Regions from separate parts of the Mus musculus genome. Here region 1 is linked to region 2. A link is a loop called in an ENCODE intact Hi-C map of the cell type or tissue named here. Cell type or tissue: heart. All regions are shown on one strand. Each heading gives the region's core, and the rest is flanking DNA. Links, peaks and the distances in the headings are about the cores only. Region 1 overlaps Trp53bp2 (transformation related protein 53 binding protein 2). Region 2 holds the start of Trp53bp2 (transformation related protein 53 binding protein 2).

Evidence for each region. A loop is a pair of places that touch in the nucleus more often than their neighbours do. Peaks named below come from ENCODE experiments on the same cell type or tissue, not always from the same donor. Only the 100,000 strongest peaks of a DNase experiment are listed, where the experiment ranks them.
Region 1: it touches region 2 in a loop (1.9-fold over the local background); 3 of 42 quality-filtered maps call a loop at or near these places.

What each region holds. Positions count from the first base shown.
Region 1 is chr1:182,460,299-182,474,181 of GRCm38, forward strand. Trp53bp2 (transformation related protein 53 binding protein 2) reads left to right here. Exons shown (of 18, transcript NM_173378.2): 18 at 1,389-2,138. The coding sequence ends at 1,430. It overlaps Capn2 (calpain 2), which reads right to left. Exons shown (of 21, transcript NM_009794.4): 16 at 13,584-13,648; 17 at 12,626-12,694; 18 at 12,223-12,301; 19 at 10,381-10,497; 20 at 9,881-9,939; 21 at 6,955-7,937. The coding sequence ends at 7,914. Among named protein-coding and RNA genes, the nearest start is that of Capn2, 50 kb to the right of the region's middle. In heart, for the core only: no CTCF peak of the experiment used is centred there; DNase peaks (open chromatin) are centred at 1,193 and 1,753; H3K27ac peaks cover 1,159 bases.
Region 2 is chr1:182,397,147-182,410,003 of GRCm38, forward strand. Trp53bp2 (transformation related protein 53 binding protein 2) reads left to right here and starts at 12,021. Exons shown (of 18, transcript NM_173378.2): 1 at 12,021-12,304. The coding sequence starts at 12,278. In heart, for the core only: a CTCF peak has its summit at 11,800; a DNase peak (open chromatin) is centred at 11,935; H3K4me3 peaks cover 2,114 bases; H3K27ac peaks cover 1,989 bases.

The DNA.
Region 1 (13,883 bases), core at 1-2,500, 53 kb after region 2:
TTTTTAATCATTTTTAAAACAGAGGGGGCGGGGGGAGAGTTTTCATGTGCCACAGTAATTGTGTGAAGTCAGAAGACATTTTTGGGAGTTGAGATTGCGATCCACTGAAGACGCCTGGCAGGCAGCGTCAGCTGCTGAACATCCCGCCTGCTCCTTCCTTGCCACCCTAACCCGAGTTTACAATAATGGCTGATTTATAAAATGGCTCAGTCAAGCTAGTAACCTGTGTAACCTGACAAAGCGGACCTTTAATTCTGTGATGGAAATAAAATCTGTTAGCGAGTTTTCAATTAGTATGTATGGTTTTAACTATTAATTCCTATGGTGTACAACAGACTGCTATTAAGTTGAATTTTCTAGTGAAGAGAATGGTTAATGAGATGGAGGATTATTCTGAGGGGGAAGCAGTCAGTCAGAGACAGGGTTGCGCTCTCAGAAGGTTTTGAAATTAACAGACAGGGATAAAGGTTGTAATTTTAGTCCTAAACTTAGAACTCCTAGTTCCCTGGTGCTCTCTTCTATAAACGTGTGCTGTATGTGTCATGTTTTAGTATCTTCTGAGTATTAAAAAATAAAGGAAATTTCACAATGTGGAATATTTAGACAGGCTCAGCCTGGAATCTGCAAAGGGCTTTGACAAATGTCTTTTCTCAGCTGAAACTGACTCTTAAATAAACACACCACCTCTTTTGTTTTCTTGTCCCTAGGAGACGAAGGGGAGGGTTTGTTTAGCTTGATGGTGAAATTCTAGTTTGACTTGCTCTGGGCCTCCAGACAGAGCCCTGCAGCCCTCACATAGCCTCCCCTCGCTCTTGTTAGGGAAAGCACAGGCCAGCAGAATCCCAAAGCATTTCATGTCTTCCGAAGTCCACTGATTCAGGCATTTGTCCTGATAGGCTCAGGTTCCACCCACAGTGCCATGTCCTGTAAATAAGGTTGAAAAAGTGTGGCTTACATATGTGGTTCCAGTACTTAGGAGTGTGAGGCAAGAGGATTGTAAGGCTAACCTGGGCTACCTTGAAAGACCCTGCCTTAAAAAAAAAAAACAAACAACGACTTTTGCCCGTCATGATGGGTTTCCAGATTCTGGAGCACACAGCAATTTACAAGTAGTCTTCAGCGTTTGGCTTCCCTGGGCTGCAGTGTGGTTGAGCAAACTGCAAGTTGAGTTCGTGCCTGGAGTCTGTGTCACGGCTCTGTGGTGCTGTTCCAGCTGCTGGGCCCTCGATGTGATCAGTGCAGATTCACTTCCTGCTTCCACAGCTCAGTGCCTTCCCGAGTTGGTTTCCTGTGTCAGCTTCCTTGCCCCTCTTCCTGTACTTATTGAAATATTGTAAAACTTCCATACATATGCCACATGTAAATCTTTTTTTAAAATTCTCTTGCAGCTATACCCAAGAATTAAACCAAGACAAAGGAGCTTGGCCTGAAACTTGAGTTAATGAAGAATTAATGAGCTAGAAGAAATACTATGATTATCCAGGAAAAAAAAATCAGAAGGCTTACTTTAATGACAGTATAGCTCAGAAGCAATGAAGAATGTGCCGTGGAAGAAAATGAAGGACCGAAGGACTCGGCGTGAGCAGAGGCATTGCTGCTGAGCCCGCACCACCCTGGCTGGCAGAATGCTCATGGCGGCGCAGCATAGGAGGCAGCCATCTGGCTTTGTCAAGAAATGGGACCATTTGCTGGACTGTGGGAAAATCAGTTTCTTGTCCTGTGTAGGGTGATTTTGGCACTGTTCCCATTCCGCTGACCTGCCAGAAAGGACCTGTGCCATCTGGCACCATCTCCAACTGCCCCTGAGCACCAGCAGGCTTTGGGATCCCCGGCGGGTGCTGTACACTTGTGTGTTATCAGTGAAGAACTGTTAGCTGCTTGTCAGTGAGCAGTAACTATTGTATGAGTTATTGTAGCATTTAAGAATTATGCGTATATTTGAAATACTGAAATTAAACTACACTACCTAATCTAAAGTAGATTTAGAATCTTGTTTTTAGATTGAATTTGAATCTATATTTATTGTCTTTTTGTATCTTGGAAATTAGAGATTTGTTATAGATTTACCTGTATTTGTCAAGATCATAGCTGGTTTTAAAAATGATTGTAATAAAATTAAACTTTATGACTCCAAGCTATTTCCTGGTTTTCCTTTTAATGTTATACACAGCTTTGGTTATGGGGCATAAGCCATTGGGCTACCTACTGCACAGCTGAGAAATAGTGAACTGCTTGATCCAACAGTCGGGCACTGTGGGAAAACTTCCTGACAGTCGTGTGATTGAGAAGTGGTTCTTAATTACAGATATGCATCTCTGCAGTTTACAAGGCTGAATGGCTAGAGTACTGTGCTTTTAAGAGACTGGGGTGAGGGTGTGTGTGCTATGTACCTGTTTCCTCATGGAGGCTGGAAGTGAATGTGGGATACCTTGGAGCTGGGGTTAAAATGGTTGGTGAACTACCTGATGTCTGTGAAGGGATCTGAACTCTGGTCTTCTATAGAGCAGTTGGTGCTCTTAACCACTGAGCCATCTCTCCAGCACCTAACTTAGTAATTTTTAAAAAGGTCATAGAGACCATAGTGAAAGAAAGCTTACTTGGACCTACAACTTCTGCTGGGCTATTTTAATGTCCTTTAATGTCCTCACTCTTTACACATTATTCATAAAGTTATAAAAATTTACTTGTTTACTTACTTATTTTTATTACCAACCAAGTAATGAGTTGTATCAGAACCCATTTTGCTTAGTGAAACCATAATAGAAGGTGTAGGTGCAAACCCACTGGTTACTTTTTCTAGACTTTTTTTTTTTTTTTTTTTTTTTTTTTTGGTTTTTCGAGACAGGGTTTCTCTGTATAGCCCTGGCTGTCCTGTTTCTAGATGTTTTTAAGAGTAACTGAATTCTAACAAGGAAAGTGGATGAAAGACAGAATATAGCCTTCCAGATAATGAAGAAAGAATGACAACATGGATTAAATATGGAGCCTGCACAGCAGGAAGAATTCTAGACCCAGGTGCCTTCCCCAGTTAGTGAGTCTGACACAGAACTGGGGATTTTACCAATCAGCTTAGATTATCCAGGTGGGCCCAGAGTAATCACATGAGCCCTTGAAAAGCAGGAGAGGCAGGCGCCTGACACCGAAAGGGTGGTCAGCCAGATGTGGGGTGTTTTTGAAGATGAAAGGGGTCATGAGCCAGAAAGTGTGAAAATGAAGAAAAACTCTGGACTGTCAGGAGACAGGGCCTCAGGCTTGTAGCCATGTGGACCTGAGTACACCCTACCAGGTGAGCTGATCTGTCCGGAGATGACTCCTCATGTGTGTGGTGTGCCCTAATGAAAATTTTGTTGGACCCCAGCTGTATACTGTGAGATAATGGATGTTTTTTGTTTTGTTTTTTTCGAGACAGGGTTTCTCTGTATAGCCCTGGCTGTCCTGGAACTCACTTTGTAGACCAGGCTGGCCTCGAACTTAGAAATCCACCTGCCTCTGCCTCCCAAGTGCTGGGATTAAAGGCGTGCGCCACCACTGCCTGGCATGGATATGTTTTTAAGCCATTGGATTTGTATGAGCTGTTGCAGTAGGAGACAAATACGACGTGAGTTCTAGAACTAGACTGTTGCAGTCATTACTTGTCCGACCTTGCCGAGACAGTTGACCTCTGGGAGACTTGTTCTCTTAACACTGGCAGTGAGACTGTGGAGACTGCCGAGGAGTATCGCAAGTCTATAGAAGCAGGAGATGTGGGAAGTAGGGAAGGAAGCCAAGCCGGCTGTTGGCTGGTTGCAAATCCCTTACCCTTACCATTCCTTTTTATTCTCTTTGTAGGTTTTTACCTGTTTTATTATTAAAGTACCAAAGCTTCTTGGGGCTAATATTTGAAAGTGTAGACCAAGGTTACTGACTCAAAGTAACACAGCTTTCAAGGAAATAAGAAACCGTTTGTCTTCAGTCAATTTGAATGACCAAGGGCCAGGATATATGGAGCCAGGTTACTCCAGGTTCCTGTGTTCCCACAAGGAAGCAGTTCCACAAAGGTTATAGTAGAGCAAAGGAAGTCACAAATCAAGGCAACCTAAGACATTGGTGGGTACATCAGAGAGGCAGTTATGCAAGATGGGGAGTCTCCTGTAGGTCTCAGATGCTATGTGATGACATTCTTAGACTCTAGGTTGATAGACTCTAAGACAGTTTTTATCTATTACCAGATGCTAGTCTGACACAGAGGTGGCTTTCAAGGGCCGAAAATTAGCCCAAAATTCAGTGATTAAGCCCTGGACCTGAAGCATTCTAACCAGCCTTAGATGCAGCTTCTGTCTAGGACTAATTCTTTTTTTTTTTTTTCTTTTTCTTTTTTTAAGGTTCCTAAGTAGCAGCTTTTTATTCACACCCCTAAGTTGTGTATAGCAACATTAATCCTCTGCAGTACAATTCTACAACTCCTTGTCCACCCACACTAGAGATGTATTTGGGATTCACAGATGTTCAAACTAATCACATAGACCTCATATATGCAAACCATCTTAAACAATGCCTATGAGACTTTAACAGGAATTACACAATGAAGGCATCGATTCTGGCCAGATTTTACATAACAATCGACTCAACAGAAATAATCTCTGGTACTCAGTGTTTTCTAAGACCTCAGAATTGTGGGTTGTCAATCTGTCTTCAAATCATGATGAAAATAAGCCACAAGTGGTTGTTACAACAGAACTCAGTCTAATACTTTCTCTCCTTTTAATACTACTTGAGTACATATAATTTATTTCATTTGTAATTTCACTCCAAATTTTACATACAAAGCAGGAAGTCTTGTGTAGAGTAGGCAGTGGACACTGGAGAGACACTGTTGGGTATGTTTTGTAGTCTCGTTTTTAGATTTTTTTTTTTTTTGCATAGCTGAGAGCCTGCTGGAAACAATTCTGTATTCTGTTGCTTGCTTGCTATTGTGTGTTAGGATTCAATGGCTATATCAAACTCATAATTTATCCAACAGTTTAACTGTTCTTTAGTTCTGTGTGTGTGTGCTAGCCAGTCTAACAGCAGGATTTATAGGTGCTTTTTGTTTTTACAAAAGGGAGAAGGAAGCCTTGTGCAGTGGGCCATGCTAAGGAGGAGAGTGTAAACTTTAGGTGAAGTCTTGGCTGGAGGTGGTGTCATGTGACTGGAGTCACAGTTGACAAAAGCAAGGGACAGGAGGAAACTAGGGGAATGTGGACTCAGGTCAGAGGAAGAACTGAGTGGAATGAAAGGCAGCAGAGCCTGGCAGGGGTGGGCGGTGGGGGCCTGGAGGCTGGAGGTGTACCTAGGAGCACCCATGACAGATAACTTGGACCGTAGCCACATGAGAAGACTGATAGGCTGTTAATTAGCTAGACGGTACCAGGTGGAGAAGCGATTTGGGGAACAAAGAAGTGAATCTAGCTAGGACAGTTTAGAATCCCTGGTGCCGGGGAAGGACGGGTCAGGATGGGGCAGGAGTGTGATTGTGATGCTGTTGAGGAGAAGCTATGAGAAGAAAAACTGAAGAGATGAGTGTGTCCGGTCCACAGAAGAGCTAAGGCAGGTGTGGGCTAGCAATTCAGGGCAGAGGTTTACAGGAGTGGTGGTGAGATGCAGGCCAGAACAGTTCCCATGGGATCAAAAAGGATGGGAGTCTATCTCCTCCCTGTAAAATGAGCACCGACCGGTTTTTGGTTTTAGGCTTACTTATTTTTATTTGGTGTGTATTGTTGTTTTGCCTGCTTATATGCTTGTGCACCACATGCATGCAGTGCCCATGGAGGTCAGAAGAGGGCATCGGATCTACTGGAACTGGAGTCACAGCAGGTTGTGAGCTGCCATGAGATGCAGGGAACTGAACCCTGTCCTCATTGCAACAAAGCAAAGTTGGCATCAGGGAGAGCGACAGATGGGCTGGCTACATGCTGCCAGCTAGTGATGTCAAGAGTAGCCTCTGCCACTTGGGAGGGGCCAGCTCACACCTCACCCAAGACCACCCTCCTCTCAGCTTCTTACAGCAGGACCCCTGCCCTCACTCCCACCCAGGTCTAGAACTGCTGCCCTTATTGGAATAACCACCCTCTCCCTGCTAGGTCTCCTAACCTCAGACTTCAAACATTCTATCACCTTCCTCCATCCAATCCCATCTTCAGTCCTTCACCAACACTACTCTGGTCACCCATACTCCCAAGACAACCCATTCCCCCCTATTCTGAAACCCCTCAGTGTTGAACAGAGAAAGCTCAATCCAGTGACCCGAGTTAGTTCCATACACACTCTCCCAACTTCTTAACCTTCCCAGCCCACCTTTAGCTGTGTTGGAGAAACCCATCTACTACTTGAAATGGTGCTATAATTCCCCAACTGTGGAGGTGGAGGCAGGAGGATCAGGAGTTCAAGGCCAATGTTAGTTACATAGGTCCAGATCTGTCTGGACTATATGCAATCCTGTTATATATCCTCTACCCCTAGGAGGTGAGGATCTGCCCACAAAACTGTCCATGAAATAGTGGGTAGCACTTTCCCATCATGCTGCCTTCTTTCTTCCCTTCCCATTTTGTGATTCTTCAAGGATCACCAGCGACAGGTCTAGCCCTAGACTAGTGATTTACTATGTGGGTTTCTCAGCTCCCACAATGGCCCCCCATCCCCATGGGAGCAGGCCTAAGCTCTGGAGCCAGCAATGATATAGGGGGTTTCCCCAAAACCGTCCTAAACCAGACCAAGCAGGTGGAATTAGGATTGTCCTTTCTGCCAGAGTGACCAGAACTTCTGAACTAGAGTTTTAAAAATGTTGTACAGTTCCATAGTTTAATTATAGGCAAGATGCCTTCTCAGTGTCTGAACCTTCAGAGCAGCAGACCTCACGTAAGTAGAACCCAGCTGTTACCTGTGTGCTCCTCAGCCCTCCCATGGGGGCCATGCTCTATGAAGAAAAACAAGGCATGGTGCGACTGTGTTGTAACTCTTTATTAACAGTACGTTTGGAAGTAGATAAGGCAATATGTCTGTATGGTTGCTAGCATTTTCCCAGGATGAAGAAGCCAGCTTGGTTGTTTTAAGAAGATCTTCTGAGCCCTGTCCTCCCCAGCTGTAGGCACAGTCCCTGGGGTTTATCACGATCTTCTTGCAGACGGCACACCTGGCTCAGTTGGTCAGAGTGATCTCATTACTTACTACTTGTCAGACCTAAGTGTCTAAGGCCAAATATGGTCAAGGACTTGAGTTTAAGAATGCTAAAGGTATATAAAAACCATCTTCTGTTAGAACCAAATGATGGAAGCAAGCATGCCCTTTTTTTAAATTGGCATTTATTTTCTGAGATCGGGTCTTGCTAGGCAGCCCAGGTTGGCCTTGTGTCAGACACTCCTGGCTCCTGGATTCTTTAGATGCCTCCATCAGACTGGGTTCTTTAGATGCCTCCATCAGACTACTTCGTCATTGTATTTCTCAGTTCGCTCAGGGCAAGCGGCAGTCTCTGGGCTGCTGTGGCAGGTGCCACCACTGCATTTAAAAGTTAAAATTTCTTCAAATATTCCCATCAAGGCCTTGTAGCCTCTGAGATTGGTTTACTATTTGCCCAGTTATTTAAAGCTCTCTGCATTCCTTCCTGATTTAATATTGCTATGGCCAGGACAATGTGTAGAAGTAAAAAGGATATACTATTTACAGGTGTAACGCTTCCTCTGACCTTACCAAGGGTTATGCAATTCATTTGCATTTGGTTTAATAATATGCAAATATGTTACTCTGATATGTGAAAAGTTCATCTATCCCAGACGGTTATATTCTTCAGTTATAATCATCCGATGAAGTCAATGTTCCCGTAAGTTCAAGGTCCAGATACAAAGTGTCTAAGTGTAGTCATTGGCTGTTTTCTTCCACTAGACCTCTCCAGGCATGTAACTTCAGAGTACTGAAAAACTCAGCCACTGTGAAAAAAAGAAGAAGAAACAAAACACTCATTCAGGGAGCGTTGTTAAAATGAAAGACCTTATAGGTGGCTTTGAGTTATTCTGGAGATGGCTGAACCTACCTTCTGGAGTCTCGTCTTAGAAGTTTGATAATTTGTGTGATTTGAACTGGTGGTTGTTGTAGTATTGAATACATGAAGGGTGACATTCAAATAACATGTGAACCAGTTTCACACACTTCTGCCTCAATACACCACATCAGAGGTTTGGAGGTGGGGGTGGTGACGCATACCTTGAGTTATAGGGAGGCAGAGGCAGGCAGATTACTGTGAATTTGAGGCTAGCCTGGTTTACATAGAGAATTCTGGGATAGCCAGGGCTACATAGTAAGAACCTGTCTCAAAAAAAAAAAAAGGGTTTGTGATATGGACATCCAAACCCTCTGCTTTCAGCCTTGGTTCTACTTTCAGTTCTATAGGAACTCTATCAGACTCTAAATTGATGTGGAATACACCAACTCATCAGGACTTTGGACAGGACAGCTGGGCGATGTAACCCACAACTGAGGTTGAAATCATGGAAGTCACAGTATAACTAAGGGGCGACTTTGTAGACATGGCTCCTCCTTGGCAATGTCTCCTAAGGGATCTTTGGGAACCTGTGGAAGGTAAGTGAAATGGAGGGTACACATTCCTTAGGAGATGGGAAGGGGTCGGTCAGCATAGACAAGCCAGTATGTGTGAGCAGAGAGTGGGGTGGGGGTGGGGGTGGGGGCAGAGTTGGCTGTCCTGCAGAAATGAGAAATAGGCTAGTTTCTAGAACATGGCGTGTTTCATGCTCCAGTTGTATTGATTCCCTTTAAATGGCAGGCTTAGGCTAAGGGTGAGTTCTAGGTGATAAAACATATAGCTTTAAGCAGCTGGTCATTTGTAACTGGTTAAAAGGTTTCCACTTGGATACCTGTACTTTAAACACATGGCAGGGCAGTGTACAGCTGTTTGAGCATCAGAGTTCAAACTTCAAGGGAAAAAATAAAAGGTTATCTGTGTCTTGCCATTCTGCTGTCCTGTGTGACCCGGAGAAGTAGTGTTCCCACCAAGTACAGCATCCTTCTGTGGACTATGCCCCACCAAGCTCTGGGACCAACTGCACTCATGTGGTCTTGGATTCTTTGCTGATTTTAATATTTTCTGCAGTGCTGGGACTTGAACCTGGGCCTTATAAGTGCTCAGCAGGCTCTCTACTACTCAGTTGTTCTGTTAGTGTGAGCCTTCTGTTAGCAGGACTACAAGGGGATGTCCTACGCTTTGGTTTCGGTGAAAGTTGCCTACCACATTGATCTCAAGAGATGTGTTCTTGAGATCTAGGCACGTAAGCCTATCATGGCAAATATGTGTGATTGTTGTTAGCTTCCTTTTAAAGAGGAGAGAGTGGAGAGAAGTATTTGTCCTAGAAAATGCTTTAGGTAGATATGTTCTATGAATGGCAGGCAGGTCTTCCTAGAAGTTGGCCTGGATTCTACCCTAAGGGTTTCATTCTACAAGCACATTCTTTCAGATGCTGACCAGTTCTCTCCTCAGCCATCTGGTATACCCAGCTACCTTAGTCTAACCCAGTGCTTATGATCCAGTCAAAGCTCATGGGACAAGAGGACCAGGTGTGTTTTCCTAGGTTGGAGAATAAGCAAGTCGTTCAGAAATAGCAACTCGAAGTGCATCATGGGACTTCCCAACCATTTACAGGCCTATCCCCAACAGACCAGAAAAAAAAAAAAAATCCAGAAGCAAAATTTCAAAAGAACGTCATCCTGGGAGTAGCCTGTTCAGGTCACCCTAGGAACAAACTGTTCAGGTCAGTTACCCCAGGAACAGCCTGCTGAGGTAGCCCCCAAAGTAGCCTGTTCTGACCCATCTTGCAGCAGCCTTCCCAGGAGTCGGGGTTGGTGTGAGCTGTCGACTTACCGAAGCAAGGTTGAGCTGTATCGTTCCAGTGTTCTCAGGGTCTAGCTGCTTGAATATCTCTGTGGAGAGAGGTCAGGGTGTGAGAGTGAGGGAGCAGAGCTGCAGGCTGCAGCAGCGCCTGATGCGGCAGCTGATTTTTGTTGGATGCCATGAGCTACTACTCTTCTCTGCTTCCCCAGTTTAACGACAGGGACATTTATTCTCAATTCACAGACACATCCAGTGACTGCACAGCACCCCCATCCCCCCGAGAAGGATGAAATAGGCCAGTGGTTCTCAAGCATTCTAACTCTCCCACCCTTTCATACAGCTCCTCAGGGTATGGTGACCTTGGCCATAAAATTATTTTCATTGCTACTTCGCACTCGGAAGTTCGCTACTGTTATGAATTGTAATGTAAAAACCTGTGTTTTCCTACAGTCTTAGGCGAGACTTGTGAAAGGGTCATTACATCCCAAAGACATTGGGACCCACAGGTTGAGAAGGCCTTAGCCACATACTGAATAGCGTTTCCAGACGGACCAAACACCGCACAAAATTGTCAAAGTCGATGATTAGCTCGTCGTCTGCAAACCGGGCAACGATGACTTGATGAAGTTGACAGGGCAGCTTGAAACCTGGAGGGGACAAGGGACCATCTGTGAGTGTCAGGTCCACTGCTTAGCTCTGTCAGTGTCACCTACAATCTAGCTCTCCACACATGCTGTGGAACCAATCTCTCTCTCTCTCTCTCTCCTCTCCCTCTCTCTCCATCACTTTATTTTTATATTTTTAACATTTATATGTGTGTACCTGCTTTTCTTTAGAGATTTATTTATTTATTTTATATATGTGAGTACACTGTAGCTGTACAGATGGTTGTGAGCCTTCATGTGGTTGTTGGGAATTGAGTTTTTACAACCTCTGCTTGCTCCTATCAACCCTGCTCACTCTGGTCAGCCCCACTCGCTCAGTCCCTGCTTGCTCTGGCCCAAAGATTTATTTATTATACATAAGTACGCTGTAGCTGACTTCAGACACATCAGAAGAGGGTGTCAGATCTCATTATTGGTGGTGAGCCACCATGTGGTTTCTGGGATTTGAACTCAGGACCTTTGGAAGAGCAGTCAGTGCTCTTACCCGCTGAGCCATCTTGCCAGCCAGTTCAGACAACTGTAAGCCATGAAGCACTTCCTGAGATTTGAACCAGGATCCTTGGGATCCACAGTGGTTGCTCTTGCCCACTGAACCAGCACACTTTTCTACATGTGCACCACCTGTATGCAGTATCTGCAGATGCTAGAAGAGGGTGCTGGATCCCTGAGAGCTGGAGTTGTGGTTGTGAGCTGCCCAGTGTGTGTTGGGAGCCAGTCAGCAGCAATGGTCTTGCTAATCTGTATTGATAACTATGATCCCATTTTTTTCTAAGTTAGTTCTAAATCAGCTTGGAGATTAGTTTTAGGAAGATTTAGCTCTAACAGAGGACTGATTGTGGCAAACTAATTAATCTTAAATCTTCCTTGTGAACTAAAAAGGAACTTCAACAGGCCCATGGCTGGCTGGGCATGTTGTCAGTATTTCCCAGCTTTCTTTGCTGTATGAGACACTGTGAGCAAGTTCTGGCCAATGGTGTGTGTAAACAGAAGTCATGGGTATGCCTTCAAAAGCAAGGAACCCTTTGTGTATGGACTTACTGACAGCATGTGATAGTGTTGACCTATTGTCCCAGATCCCTAAGCAGTAGACAGAAGGAGCCTGGAGTGCTAAGAGGAGGCAGCCCCATCCCAGCCTTGGCTGCTTAAGGGAAAGATGCATGCTGTTTAAACCACTGTTGTTTAGAGTCAGATTTGTTCTCAAAGTGCAGAAGTCTCCTGTGTTGGTCTTTGCTAGGTTTACTTCCTAGTTACTGATATCTGTTCTTCTGGGGCTTTCCTGAAGGCTGACACAGTCAGATTCTACCAAATCAGCTTTGCAGGGAAAAGTGTGAGGAGTACACACACACACACACACACACACACACACACACACACACACAGCAGCAGCAGCAGCAGCAGCAGCAGCAGCAGCAGAGAAGAGTGTGAGGAGTATGAAGAGGGATACACATGAGGGATGCACATGCATACACACATGCGCACATACACACAAAAACAAACACGCCAAAAAAGACACACATACTTGAAAGCTGGCTTCACCTGCTTGTTCTACCAGGCTGCTCCCGGGGATAGAACCCAGGGCCTTGTGCATGGTAGGTAAGAGCTCTACCTCTGAGCTACATCTCCAGATCCAGAAGCAAGGTTTTGGTATACAGTATAGAGGTGCTCAGCAGAAAACACAGGCGAGGAGGGGAGAGTCTAAAGTGTTACCTGCTTCTTCCAGTGCTTTCCGCATCTCGTAGGAATTCATGGTTCCAGACCTGTCCACATCGATTTCCCGGTAGATTTTCTGGAACACGCAAAATGCTCATTAGAACCGTGACCCAAGCAAAACAGTGTCAAGACGCCTGTGAGGTGTGTGCTGAGTGGGCTTGAAGGGCTTCCCCTCAGCCTTCTCTGGAAACTCTTGACAGTGACCTCATTTCTGGTCACTTATCAGGCATAGGAAAGGACAAGGCTATGTCACTTGCTAAGTCCTTGCATACAAGGACTTGATAGAGTTCAATTCCCCTGGAAATGTGCCCCTACCCTCCACAACAGTTACATCTTAACACATATGCCAGAATGTCCCCCCAACACTGATCTACCCGCCCCAGGGTGCCCAGGGCCATACTTGGTATTTCTGAATCTTCGTCCAGAGGATGTAGAACTCCTTCAGGCCAAGCTTGCCACTCCCATCTTCCTGCCCTCGGTTAAGGAAAGCTCCTGGAGTATGCACTCACTGGGTACAATGGCATCCAGTTGGCCTACGGGCTGGCTCTGCTGGTCTTCCCAACACAAGCACAGAGGTTTCACAGAGGATCTGCCTTCTGCTTTTCATTCACACCCTTAAGTTTCCTCAAAAGGGAACAGCAGGAAGGGTGTGATAGAGCCCCGCTGTCAGCTGACTAAGAGGGCTACGGCCCCCAGATCTCACTAAACAGTTTGTTAGGAGGTGAGAGACAGATCTGGGTCCTTGATCATTATTCAAGTATTGTGAAGAGGCGTCTTGTGAAGGGAGCTGTGTCATAGGAAAATGCCGTGCGGCCAGTAGACGCGGTGTCATAGATGCGTGGACTGTTCCAATACTGAGCATTAGAAATGAGGGGAGAGCATGGCTAGTCTGCTCCAGGGACAGGTGGGCATCCCAGAGGGGATAGGCCAAAGAGAACAAACAACAGCGGCGGCACACATCTTCATCTTCAGCTCTAGAAATGTTTTGTTTGTTTTTGTTTGTTTGAGACATTTTTTTTTCTATGTAGCCCAGGCTGCCTTCAAACTGGAAATCCTCCTGCTTCCCACCATGTGCTGGAATTAACAGAAGTGTGCCACCACACATGGTTTTAGAAGGAAATCTTGCCAAGGACACGGATTCATGTCAGACCCACTATGGTTTAGGAAAGCTCTGCTTAGCAAAAGGAAGAGAATGATGTCACCCAAGAAGACACCAGAGATGGCAAGTGTATGGCCCTGGTTTCTAGCCCCACACCTGCCAGGCTGCCTGTCCACACCTCAAGCCTCTGAGGGCACGTGGGAGTGGGCTCACTTTCCCCTATCTGAGGAAGCAGGCTCTGGAGCGCGTGAAAGGATACATCCAGCATGTCCACCATGATCTTACAGGTCTCGATGCTGAAGCCGTCTGACTTGATGTCTTGGCCTAAAAGATAAAATGGATGTATGAGGAGAGCCTTCCAGACCAGCACTGTCTCCCAGAACTTTCTACAAAGATAAACATGTTCTTCCTCTGTGCTGACCACTACAACAGCCAATCGGATTAGTTTAGCCATGTTTGACTGGCTGTCAAATGGGGACGGTACAGAAAGTCTTAGGCGTGTTTGATTTCTTTGTATGACTGCCATGGATATATTAAACAGGGTTTAATATCAAAATAA
Region 2 (12,857 bases), core at 10,358-12,857:
AGTCTCAAATGCGTTGTGCAGGTTATACGGTTTGTTCAAGGAGTAGATCTTTAACATCATTACCAAACACACACAAACAGAAGCTATGCATGGGGATGAACGCACTAAATAAGTAGATCATAGTGCTAGTTCTACTGTCTGTATGTAGGCCAACACATCGTGTTGTCCATCTTAAATGTATATGGTGTTGTTGGTTATACCAAAATAAATGGAGAGGAACGTGAATAGTATGGAGCAGGAACCATGGATTTTAAAGAAGACAGTGGGAGATGTTAACAGAACTTTGCTTTGCACAAGTAAGATGTCATCTCGTTAGTGCTTTAAAAATCATGTCGAAGAGTGAACCTGAAAATCGAAAGCTCTCGCCAGGGAAGGGATGCTTAATTTTGTACTCGGGGATTCTGTGCACGGATCGTCAAATAACACCAAGAAGACAACAGCTACAGGTGTTGAGCGGAAGTCACACGGAAAGGAGTAAACGTTGGACGGTAGTGTTTACGTGATATTCTAGGATAGACACACACCGCCTGGTGTCAGAAAGCAGATCTCTCACATCCAGGGGAGGGATAATCAATGTGAAGCCACACAAGGATAATGCAAGTGTCGTGTAGCTTTGCCCTGCTGTATTTTCAAGGGCTTATAATTTGCTTAAACTAAAAAGTTATACCCTAAAATATATGCATTATATGTATGTAAGTCAGACCTCAATAAAGATTATTAAAACAAAGACCTCATGTATATGTGTCAGGGTAACCAGGCTATCAGTACTTCTCAGTAATATATGCTCTTGGACAAGGTCCTTATTTAAGTTCAAACTCGTTTATCTTTAAATTAGGAATTACTCGGATTTAACAGGATCCTGAGTTGTACCTTTTCAGGGTTTGGCATGGGCCTTAAAAATCAAAGGTCAAGAGCTTTTCCTGATCCTGTCAAGAAGGAAAATAGTTTATAATCCCTTGTTGGTTTTAGAAGCTGCCCCTGCAGATCTCAGGGAACATGGGTACCCCAGTCTGCCCATCGTCCACATATCACACAGGCAAACCACGCAAACTGAGACAACCAATGCAGAGAGACGAAGGCTTAGTTCAGCTCAGCTCTATTGGTCTCTCTCCTCAGATTGTTGACCCATGGCTGCTTTGGGCATGTGGTGAGGCGGGATATTTTGACAAGAATGTGTGGTGGAGAGAGCTGCCCGTTTTATGGTCTCCAGGAAGTAAAAAGAGAGACAAAGGCAGGCATCCACAATCCCCTCCACAGGGCACACTGCCAGTGACCTAACTTTCAGTTGGCTCCACTCTGAAACATTCCATCGCCTCTGGAAAGAATCCCTCTGGAGCCCAAGCCCTTAATACGTAGACACTTTGGGAGACATCTCAGGTTCAGACTATGGCGTTATTCTCTGGAAAAGCATCGTCCAGTATGAAAACAAGTAGCAGGATAAAACTGGACTGACTCCTTTTCCTAACTAAGTATAAATTTTGCTTTTAGATGAAGTGAAGATTCTGGCTCTTTAAGAGAAAAGTCTCACCTCTTGGAGACCAGCTGTCCGGTTTATATTCGGGCTGACCTGAGTTAAAATGGACTCATTTGATTCGGCTAGGTGGCAGGACATCATGCCTCTCTTGGTGTCACATTTCCCTCTAGTTTCTGCCTTTCTTGTTTATGACATCTTGTCTGGCAGCTTGAGCCTGCCCTGCCCAGGACTTGGTCATTGGCCACTAACCATATGATTACTATCTCAACAGTAACTCCTGTCTCAACTTCCCAGCCTCTCACATATCTACCACCCAATCACAATCGGGCTAGCAGATGTAACGTGTCTCCTGTAAAACTGGCCCAGGCAGCTCCTGCCTGTGGACCATGCCTCCCTGGGAACCGTAAAAAGCAAGGCCTACTCAGGCTGAATGGCTCTTCTCACACCTGGGAGAAGTCCAAGAATTTTTGGAAGGCAGCTTATCTGAACTTCTAAGTTGAAGCATCTCAGCTACATTCCTGCATCCTTGCAAGGGATTCCAGTCTAAGATAAGAAATGCAAATGGGTTGGGTTGAGTTTAAGCATCAGAGTCAGATGAAGCTGCATTTTATAAACTGTTAGTGCAATAGCATTCCTTACTGTCTGCATATGTTCTTTGAGGAAGCCTTTCTGCTCACAAGAGTTTCTTCCATTTAAATTTGTATTTCCGGAGGTCTTTGGGGGTTCTCCTGCTAACGTAAACACACACTCCATGACATCAGTGTGTACAGCTTTCTTCTGTCCATTTAGGCAGTGTTGGATGGTGTGGAGTCTGGGCTTCCATCCTGAGCAGATGCAGATCTGAGTCTCAGCTCTATTGTTTATTGGTGCTGTGATACAGGGGAGAGCTCCCTGCTCTGCACACTCTGGGTTTGCCTTTGCTCATTGAATATGCCAGTACCAACTCTCTCAGCATCTTTGCTCTTGCTGTCCCCCCACCCCCCAGCCTGCTACCTTCCTTTCTAGGCCTTCTGGGGGTACTCCTTGTCCTTCAGGTATCAGTTTAAATGGCATCTCTTACATGGGACCCACCCAACTCCAGTCTCCTTGATGGTATCTTACTTCACTTTTCTTTCAGCATTGCTCCTCTTTACTGATTATCTGGCCATTCCAAGTAGAATACGTAGTTTTCATGAGCAGAACAGACCCTTAGCTGTCTTTTCCACCACTATGTCTCATGTCTAGAGCTTTGAATTGTAGGTACCCAGCCCAAACAAGGTAAATGCTTTAGAAGTATTTGTGGAATAAATCAGCAGGTCAGCATCTCTGAGCTTTAGTTCATTTGTAAAATACAGACCACAGTCTTTCCTTTTAGGGTTGGCGAAGGTTAACACTTATGAACAAATGTTATGTGGACTCAGCGTATGTGTGGTATGCACTAAGTGTGCTATGAAGGGCAGACCTAGGTACAGCTATCTCTGCCCACTTTTCTTGCCTCTCAAGTACATAAATTCCTCTAGGAACTTTGTACACATTATATTGCTATGTACATAGGAGGAACTCAGTGAGTTTGGTTTTATCTGTTTATAATTATCTTGAGATAGGGGCCTCACTTGTGGTGCAGGCTATCAACTCGGTCTCCAAAGAAGCTAGCATTCCAGGTGCACACCAGCATGCTTGTTTACATTTAGTCAAAATAAATTTAGTCAAAATAAAATTTCTTATTCTTTTTTTTTAAATGCAAGCCTAATAATTACTCTTTTTTAACTCTCAGCTTGTGATTCTTTGCTCTATGAAGTTTTTCCCCACTGCTCATAGTGGGAAGATCAGGGAATTAGGCGACTTTGACCAGAGAGCTTACACATTTGATTTCATTCATCACTTGCAGGTAGATCTTCCTCTCCTAGACTGCACATGCTTTGAATCTCCCTTACTGTGTTCCCACTGACAGGCCTGGTGGCGCTCAGGAGAGAGGCGCTGAAGGACAGATTGTGACTGGAGAAAACCAGTGGAGTGGAATTAAGATTCCAGGTCTGAGGCATCCCAAGTGCAACTCCAAGCTTCTGCATGGACCTAACATAAGAACGCAGGCAAAGTACTCTATGGGGCTCCAGTCACTGTGATAATAGACCTTGGGTAATCCACTGTGAAAGAGGACAGTCAGGGCTGGAGAGACAGCTTGGTGGTTAAGAGCTCTTGGTTCTTTTACAGTGGATCTGGGCTCCATTCCCAGTACCCATATCAGGCAGCTCACAACTGTCCGTAACTCCAGTTCCACCGAATCTGAGGTGACCTCTTTTGGCCTTTTGTGGCACCTGTATTCATATGGTGTACATAAACTCATGTAGACACACATACATACACATACATACATACATACATACATATACACATACATACACATATAAATACAACTTTACATAGGAGGAAAGGTTTGTTTTGGCTTGCAATTTTGTAGGTCTTAGTCCATGGTTGATGGGCCCAATTGCTTTTGGGCCTATGTTAAGGTAGCACATCATGGCTGAAGTCTATTGTGAAGGAAGCTGTTCACCACCTGATAACCAGGATGTGGAGCAGAAGACATTTGGGGTCTTAATATCCTATGCACACCATTCCTCAATAATATAAGTTCTTTCTCCTACACTCCACTTCCTGAAGACTCTACCACCTTCAACAGTACTACAGGCTGGGAAGTCTTCAACACACAAGCCATTCTACAGATCTCACCTGTGGCAGCATTGTTGAAAAAAAAAAAGAAAGATGAATGGCCCTTGCCCTGACACATAAACTTTAAAAGTGGTTTCAAGACGACTATGACAATGTTCATTCTTATTTGATGTGTATTTTGATAGAGATGGGGGAGAAAAAAACCTCATGTCTATACCTCACAGTGGAATGAAATTCCTTGGCACCAGGGAAAGCTAACTCTGCTGGTGCCCAGTGAGCCTTTGGTGGCTTTAGCACAAGCAGTGCTTGAGTCTTTTAGACTAGAAAGCTTTCACTTGTCAAGGGTGAAGCTGCAACTTAACCTCATGATGTAGCCTTCCTTCCTTTTCAAATGCTGTATCATAGTTAGATGACTGCTGACTATCATCAGAACGGGAAGCATTTTAGGGCTGTTTCAGGAAGGGGTTGAGGTCCCGCAGACCTTATTCTACTCGAAGTTCTTACAAACACTTACGAGGTTGCCATTTGGGGTACAGTAAGTATACCTATGACCATGACGTTGGGAAATGTACAGAACACCGATTTGAACCTCACAAGGTGCAGACAGATAACTCACTGATTTGTCGTTATTTTGTTTGTTCGTCCTTCATACTACTGGACCATCAGCCCTGGTTTAAGTACTGAAGATTTCATGCTACATACAGATGAGTAAACAACCCTGATCCTATGGCTGGTAGTCTTGGGGGAGAGTCGGAAATGAACTGGAGCGAGCTTGTGACCAAGACGGAGTTTCTGAATCCTCAATCGCAATCCAGAGTGTGAGGATGAGGCCTGTACACTTGTGGTGCAGTGTGTGCTGGAGGAAGTGTGGTGGGTAAGGGAGACTAAGAGAAGATGATGGGGCCGAGTCTCAGTGAGGGAGAGGACTGTGGTATGCAACTAGGCTAGAGGGCAGGCACAGATAGACATGCAGGGACTTGGAGGAATAAAGGGCTATCTGATGATCAGATCTATGGGAGGTGATAGTAGTTTAAACAGTGTGCCGTGGTGGTAGATGAAGGGGAATTTGAGCTATTTAGGAGACAGAATAGACTAAAAGATAAATAAACTCAAGCATGACTCCCAGGTATGTGGTTTGAGGAAATAAACTTGGTGCCATTTACCGTGACAGGACATAGGAAAGGATCAGGATGGGAGAGAAAGACCATGGGTTTGATTTTAGACATGTTAAGCTTGCAAGAGGAAGTGGTCAATTAGGCAGCTGGACTTGATAAAATACAGAGAGCTAGCCCTGTGATAACAGAAACACTCTCCACTAACTGTCTGGTGCTTTATATATTACATACATCTGACCATTTAACTTTAATTAAAATCAAAGCATTAGAGGACTGGAGGGATGCTTTTCCAGGATGCTTGGGTTCAATTCCCAGCATCAATCATCCACGTTGGGTGGCTCATAACAGTGTCTCCAGAGGGTTCCGATACCACTGGACTCTGTATGCTCTCTCGCATACACACACACACACACACACACACACAGAGCAAGCAAATCTTTAAAGCATTTAGTCTCTCTGTTCTACTAGTCACATTTTAAGATGTCAATAGCTCTGTGTAGGGGGTTGGGTGGAGCTCACAGGCAGAAAATGACTTTCACAGGCAGAAAGAAGGAGGATTTGGGGTCCACCCTCAGTACAGGAAAATTAAAGCTCTTTGCAGCTAGTAACTTATATTTTTAACAGCCCAGTTCTAGAGCTCAGAGAAGCAGTCTGGGGTTGGGAATACAAAAATTGGTGCCTGTGTGGAGAAGGTTTAATGGCATAGGAAGATGGTGGTCCTTGGAATGAGGAAATGGAAGGGCTGAAAGCAGTTACCTTCAACGTGCGAAGTCCAGCGAAGAACAAACGGTCGCAAAGGGCACAGAGGCAGAAAGAAGAGAACATCCTTAGAAAGCCAGCAGGAAAGTGTGTACAGAGGAGAGGGGAGGAGCAACAGCCGCACAGCACAGCGCTGTGAGGAGCACCAAGGGGGGCGGACACAGAACAGGCTTGTTCCCTCAGTGAGAGATTCCTGGCCACTCCATTCAGTGGACGAGAAGAAGATTAGACGGGGAGGACGAGGTCATGGAGAGAAAACTGACAATGGAAGATAAGCTCCTCGCTCCACAAGCTGTCAATCCAACGCCAGTTACCATTCATTTAGTCAGGTAAAACAGAGCTAACGTTACAGACACGGCTTCAAGCATCACGTCTACCCCTCTGGGTTACCAATTCTGAGGACATTGTCATGAATATGATGAGGCACACATAATGTACTTTTCTCTTATCCTTGGAGGGCAGATGGGGGGGGGGCATGCAAGGACTCAGAGCAGGCCATGTTAAGGAACATCATTTAACCTTACAACCACAGAATGTGACAGAAGGTGTTTCTTTCTTTCCTGTCATCTAGAATTTAGAGAGCACACAAGGAGACAGAAACGTGTATAGACCTCCATGTACCATACACATGGCTCCAACCCTTCATCCTTTAGCTCCTCCCCACCCATGCCCTATCCACAGGCATGGAAGGGTCTTAAGTCTGAGAGGAACATGATTACAAGGGTGTTGAAAAAGAAATCATTCTGCTTAGCACACACACACACACACACACACACACACACACACTCACACACTCACACACAGTACATCTTGGGTTCAAGTCATTCTTCTGTCCCAGTCACCAGAAGAGCTGAGGCTATAAGCCACTTCTCCATGCTAGAAAGTCAACACTCAAAGCTTTGCAGACCGTAGAGGTTCTGTCACAACTGCTGGGCTCTGCTGTCCCTCTCTGAAAGTGGCCCCAGACGGTGTAGTAATAAATGTGTGGCTGTGTTCCAATACAATATTATTTGTAGACTGAAGTTTTCATGTCCTTTTAATGTGGCACAAATCTTTGGCTTCCCTCTTTCATGATTTAAAAATGCAGAATCAAACCAAACAAACCAAAACAAAGGGGACTGGCGGGGGGCACAAGGGGTGACACAGGCACGGGCACATCATCCCAACTCCTTGGGAGGTAGAAGTAGAGGCAGGAGAATGGCAAATTCAAGACCACTGGGCAATTTATCCAGATCTGTATCAAAATAAAATGTAAAAAGTGAAAAGAAGCCTGGAGATACAGCTCAGTGGTCCTTTCCTATGTTCCATCATCAGTACTGCTAAACGAACAACTCAGAAGCAATATAAACACAGGTGGAGAGCAGATATGGCCTGTAGTTTGCAACTGCTTAGAGAAGTGGTTTTCAGCTTGTGGATGGAGACCCCTCTGACAAGCCTCTAGCTTCAAAAATATTCACATCACAATTCATACAGTAGCAAAATTATAGTTATGTAATAACAACAAAAATAATTTTGAGGTTGGGGGTCACCACGACATGAGCAACTGTATTAAAGGGTCACAGCACCAGGAAGGTTGAGAACCACTAGGCTAGAGGTTGATGGGAAGTAGAAATGCAGGAAGACCTGCCAAAGGCAAGCATCAAAAGAGTCCATAGACCTAGGAGGCAGACGCACAGGAGGGAGGCAGATGGAGATGTGATAAGTACCAACAATGTTGCATTTATAAAAGTTCCCACCATGCTCTAGGTGCAATGTTAAGGCTGAAGCTGCCTAAAGTGTATTTCTTTCCATCGAATCTAGTTGGATGTAAGCTTTTGTCTGTGTCATGTGGCCAGGGCTAGGTGGCACCATGCAACGGAGAGGTCAGTTCCTCTTGAGAAACATCAAATGGCACTTTCAAGAGTCACATTTAGGTAGGAACTTCAAAGATGCAAAGAAGCCTTCCCACCCTTTTAAGTGCTATACTTAAAGCAGGGAATATGAACTTCAACCTGGTCTCCTTGCCTTTTAATACTGCTAATTAAGGAGAATGCAGGAAAAGATTGCATAAGTTGATAGGTCAAGGAATCTGTAAAAATAGCTATGGTTGGCAACAATTAGTTGTGTATTTCATTACTGAGGTATTTTCAATGTTTCCAGCACAAAGTAATGTCTGAGGAGAAGATATTCTAGTTACTCTCATTTGATCATTAAGACACTGTATACATATTTTGATATATATACTGTACCCATAACCTTAAACATACATTAAAAGGCTGTATAGATGGAGTGTCTAGGAAGGACAACTGGAGCATTAAATTGTCCTGGATGCTCCAGGCCCTCACCCCATCTTCTGGCTCGTACCAGTCTCCATCTGGTACAGCTCCTTGCCCCTTTCACTCCTTTAGGATGCCAAACACAAGACAGTCTGGGCCCCTTTGCCTGGCTGTTCCCACTACCCAGAGTCTGACTCTCCATCCATTTATTTCTCCCAGGCCTCCTCTGGTCACTCTGTCTAAAACACACTATGCAACTCAGTTTACTTGATTGCTTTCTCTTCCCTACAGCATTTAGGATTACAGCATTCATTTGCTTATTGTCCAGCATCTCTACTCAGAATATCAGCTTCAAGAAGGGCCTCCATTGCCTTTAAAATCTAGAATAGTGCCTGGCAAAATATGGGCACATAAGAATGCAGTTTGCTCTCCATTTCTACAGGCCCTGCATATACAAAGTCAACCAAACCTCAACTTGAATATTTTCAGGGAAAACTTGTGTCAGACCTGAACTTGTATAGAGTGGTCTTTTTCCTTGTCCTATTATCTTTATAGGATAGTAAGTATTGTAAGGAATTAGCATTGTATCAAATGGAATGACTAATACATAGCTAATTTAAGGTAAACTGGAGGATATGTATAGGTTGTATGCAATTTGATTGACTGATTGGGTTTTGCCCAGGCTGGCCTCAAACTCTTGATCCTTGGGCACCACACTCCCAGTGTTGTGATTATAAGCATGTGCCGCCATACTCATTATGCCAGGGATGGAGCATTTGAAAATGTTAGAATCTAGGGGGAATCCAGTCCTCCATGGATACGAAGAAATGATTGTAAATAGTCAAATCAATGAGAGAAGTAGGAAGAGTAAGACAACTGAGGGGCCGAGGGGAGAAGGAAATGAAAAGGTTCAAGATCTGTCATCAATATCTTACTGACAAAGTAACATGGAAATGCATCTTCTGAGGGGAGGAGAGGAGTCAAGGTTTGGAACGTCTGTGGGAAATGGGCCAGAGTAGCATGGGGAAGACACAAGCCAAACAGATAGGTAATGCACTGTGCCTAAGGGTGGGGTGAGGTCAAGAGCGAAGGCAGCTCCTCCCCAACCAGCTTGTGGTAATTTCATTTATCTTTCTTGGACTCAAATACAGAATTAAGGGGTGGGGAGAACCAAGTTGAGGCTCTTGGAGGAGTAAGAATGTGACGGTGGGAACACAGAAAAAGCGAGAAGCTGGGAAGGCAGCTAGCTCATCTGACCAACTAACTCACCTAACAGCTATGTGTGGTTTACACAGAATTGAAGGGAGTGAATGAAGGCACAGACAAGGTTTCTTTGGTTTAATGCTACTATGATTTAAAAAAAAAAATCCCTCAACTATAAACATAGCTGCTATTTGGCATCTGGAAATTCTCAGTTGGCTGGAATGAGTTTCAGGAGAAACTGCCAGCAACCATCCCCTTTCTCTCCCTTCCCGTGGGCAGGGCATTTGTGCAAACAGCAGTAAAAACAAACAACTGGAGTTTATTAGTCACATTCTTCGCTCCTTGCTTCTATTTCCACCGAAATCATTTTTATTTAACTTCTAATGATTTATTTATGCTTATTTCATGTGAATTCGTGTTTTGCCTGCATATATGTCTGTGTGCACTTACACAGACAAAATTATTATTGTTGTTGTTATTATTTAACCAACCCAGTGTTGCAGTGCTCATATTAAACATAATGTACTGTTGTATGCAGTCAGTTTTCTGGTAGTAATGGGGTAAGTGTCCCATTCCTTGATCCACTGAGAACTGGAGCATTAATGAACAATAGGAATTCTTTTACTGAGCTGGGCAGTGATGGTGCACACCTTTAATCCTAGCTCTTAGAAGGCAGAAGCAGGTGGATCTCTGTAAGTTTGAGGACAGCCTGGTCTATGAGTTCCAGGACAGCTAAGGCTACACTGAGTGACATTACCTAGAAAAACTAAACCAATCAACCAACCAACCAAAAACCAAACAACAACACAAAAAGAGTTTTTTTTTTTTTTTTTTTTTCTTGTTCTTTTCTTTTTTTCTTCTGGGTGACTGTATGTAGACTGGTTTTATTGTCCATTCAGCTTTGTTTTGTTCATTGATGGATCCACAGTACTTAGAAGACCTACAGTATTTTGATACATTTTACTGAGTAAGTCAAGGTGTGGACTTCCTTTACTTAACCCAGGGTAATTCTAGTTGTATCAGTTTTAATTTCATGTTTAGATAGAGTAGCTGGGATGATAGAGTAGCTGGGATGATGTTAACTGGGAGTTGGATGATTCTTTTTTTTGGGTAAGGGATATGTTAAAATAAAAAAATAATTATTCTTTTATTTGTTGTTTATTTATTTGGAGACAGAGCATGTAGCCCAGGCTGGCCTCAGACTCTTGATACGTCCTGCCTCAGCCTTCTAGTGCTGGGACGACAAACAATAAGTGCTCATTCTTTCTGTTGTGCTTTGTATTAAAACCAGGAGTTTATTCATGTTAAACACTCTATCACTAAACTATGTCTGACTCCAGGGACCCCCCCCCCCCCGTTTACATTTTGAGACCTATTCTGCTAAAGCTGCCCTGGGAACCCTTAAATTTGGGATTTTCCTGCCTCAGCATTCTGAGTACCTGGGGATATAGATCTGTGCCACACACAGGTCAATTTATATTTAATTTTTATAAAAGTGTCATTTGAGGTAAGGTCTTACTCTTTCAGCTCAGGCTGGCCTGGAACTCACTGCAATTCTCCTGGCTCAGCCTCCCAAGCGCTGAGATTACTAGTGCACGCTACCACATTCAGCTGGCTCCATTCTTGAAGCTGTATACATTCTGGTGCTTCATTTCATTTCGTTTTGGGGACTCTTCTGTCCTCTGATTCCAAATGAGCTTGCACGGGTTACTTGACGTGAAATGAGCTTCGTGGAGTTAGTGTTCCTGAAGCCTATGTCTCTCTGGATAATGGACTCGACTATCTGCCTCCCTATCAAAGCGAACTACTGCCAATTTCCCAGCGTGAGCTTCGACGGCTCCAAAAAATGGTCCTTGTGTTAAAAGTGTTTACAGGTCGTGATGAGCTGAAGAGCGCCCCAGAAAGCTGTTTTTACCCATTTTCAAATCCTTTGAGCGTGCTGTTCAAAACACAGGGAACCCCCCCACTTCTCAACACTGAAGGGCTTTTCCCTTCTTACATTATAGAAGTAACAGGCCATTCAGAGGGGGGTCTTGGACATCGCCTGAGGGATGAGGACAAATCCGAGAGCGCCTTCTGTCAGGAACGTGCTCCGGCCCGGCGGACTCGCAGGTCTCCATCTTGTGGGGCGCTCGGATCCCTCAGGGCGCCCTGAGTCAGGTGTGTGAGGCGGCGCCGCCCAGGCCCCTCGGCGTCCGGCGCCTTGTGGCTGGTTCATGGTTCCTAAGGCAAAGGGCTCAACTCTCTTGAGCAACTCGGAACCGCCAAGGAGGTGAGGGACACAGCCCTGGGCTCCATCCCCGCGTTTTACGATTATTGTTCTCCTGCGGCGCCGCCCTCCCGTGCCTTGGCTCCGCCTGGAGGCGCGTTCAGGAGCAGCTCCGCCGCCTGCATCTTCCTCCCTCGGAGCAAAGGTTCCCGCCCCCTCTGGCACCGCCCCCAGCATCTGCGCATGCGCCTTCGCCGCCCGGTTGGCGCTCCGCTCCCCCTTACCTCAAGCCTTGGGGCGCGCCGCGGGCGGGGCTTCGTGGGGGGCGGGGCCAGCGCGCCTCGGTGGGGGCCCGGCCGGGATTAGTTGGTTTCGGCGAGAAGGAGGAGGAGGAGGTGGGAGTCGCGAGCGCCGAGACAAAGCCGCGTCCCGGAGACGGGCGAGGGGATTGGGCCCCGGACTCGGTGGCGTCCCGGTCCGCTGAGGGGACTCCAGCGCCGCTGCCTCGCAACAGGTCGGCCGCCGGGCGCGCGGCCTCGTTCTCGCTTGGCTTCCCCGGGCCCGCGACCCTCGGGTCACTTCTGCTCGGCCAGGCCGCCGCCAGACCCCCGCTTCCATGCGGTTCGGGTCCAAAATGATGCCGGTAAGCGGGTGGGCGTGCTGGGGCCCGGAAGTGTACAGGGCGGGGGGGCCGGGTCAGCGGAGCCGGTGGAGCTTCGGGCTTCGAGGCTCTGAGGCTCCGTCCCTCTGGGTCCCCGCGACGGTCGCGATGCTGCCCCGCAGGCAGTGCGGCAGCCCGGGCCGCTGCTCCAAACTTTGCTTCTCGGATGAGACCTTTGGGGAAGCTTGTTTTGAAGGTCAAGAGCCGGGGAACCTTGTTCTTAGCCTATTTCTTTGAATTGTTTTGAGGCTTTTTACTGAAGTGAAGCATAGCGCTTGAAAAGGCTTGCCTTTCTTTTTCTTTCTGCCAGTTTTTTTTTTTTTTAACTTGAATTTCGATCTGATGTTGGTGATAGCAGCCATGTCACCCTATCTATCTCTTTGTGGAAACAGGTTTTAGTAAATGCAGCCTTGAAAGTTTTAGTTCAGAGGAAAACTTCAGTGCCCCGCTCCCCCAGCTTTTTTTCTGCAAGACCTCTAAGAAAGATGAGTGAATTCTTTTGGCATCTGACTTGGCCAGCGTCACAGGTGACTTG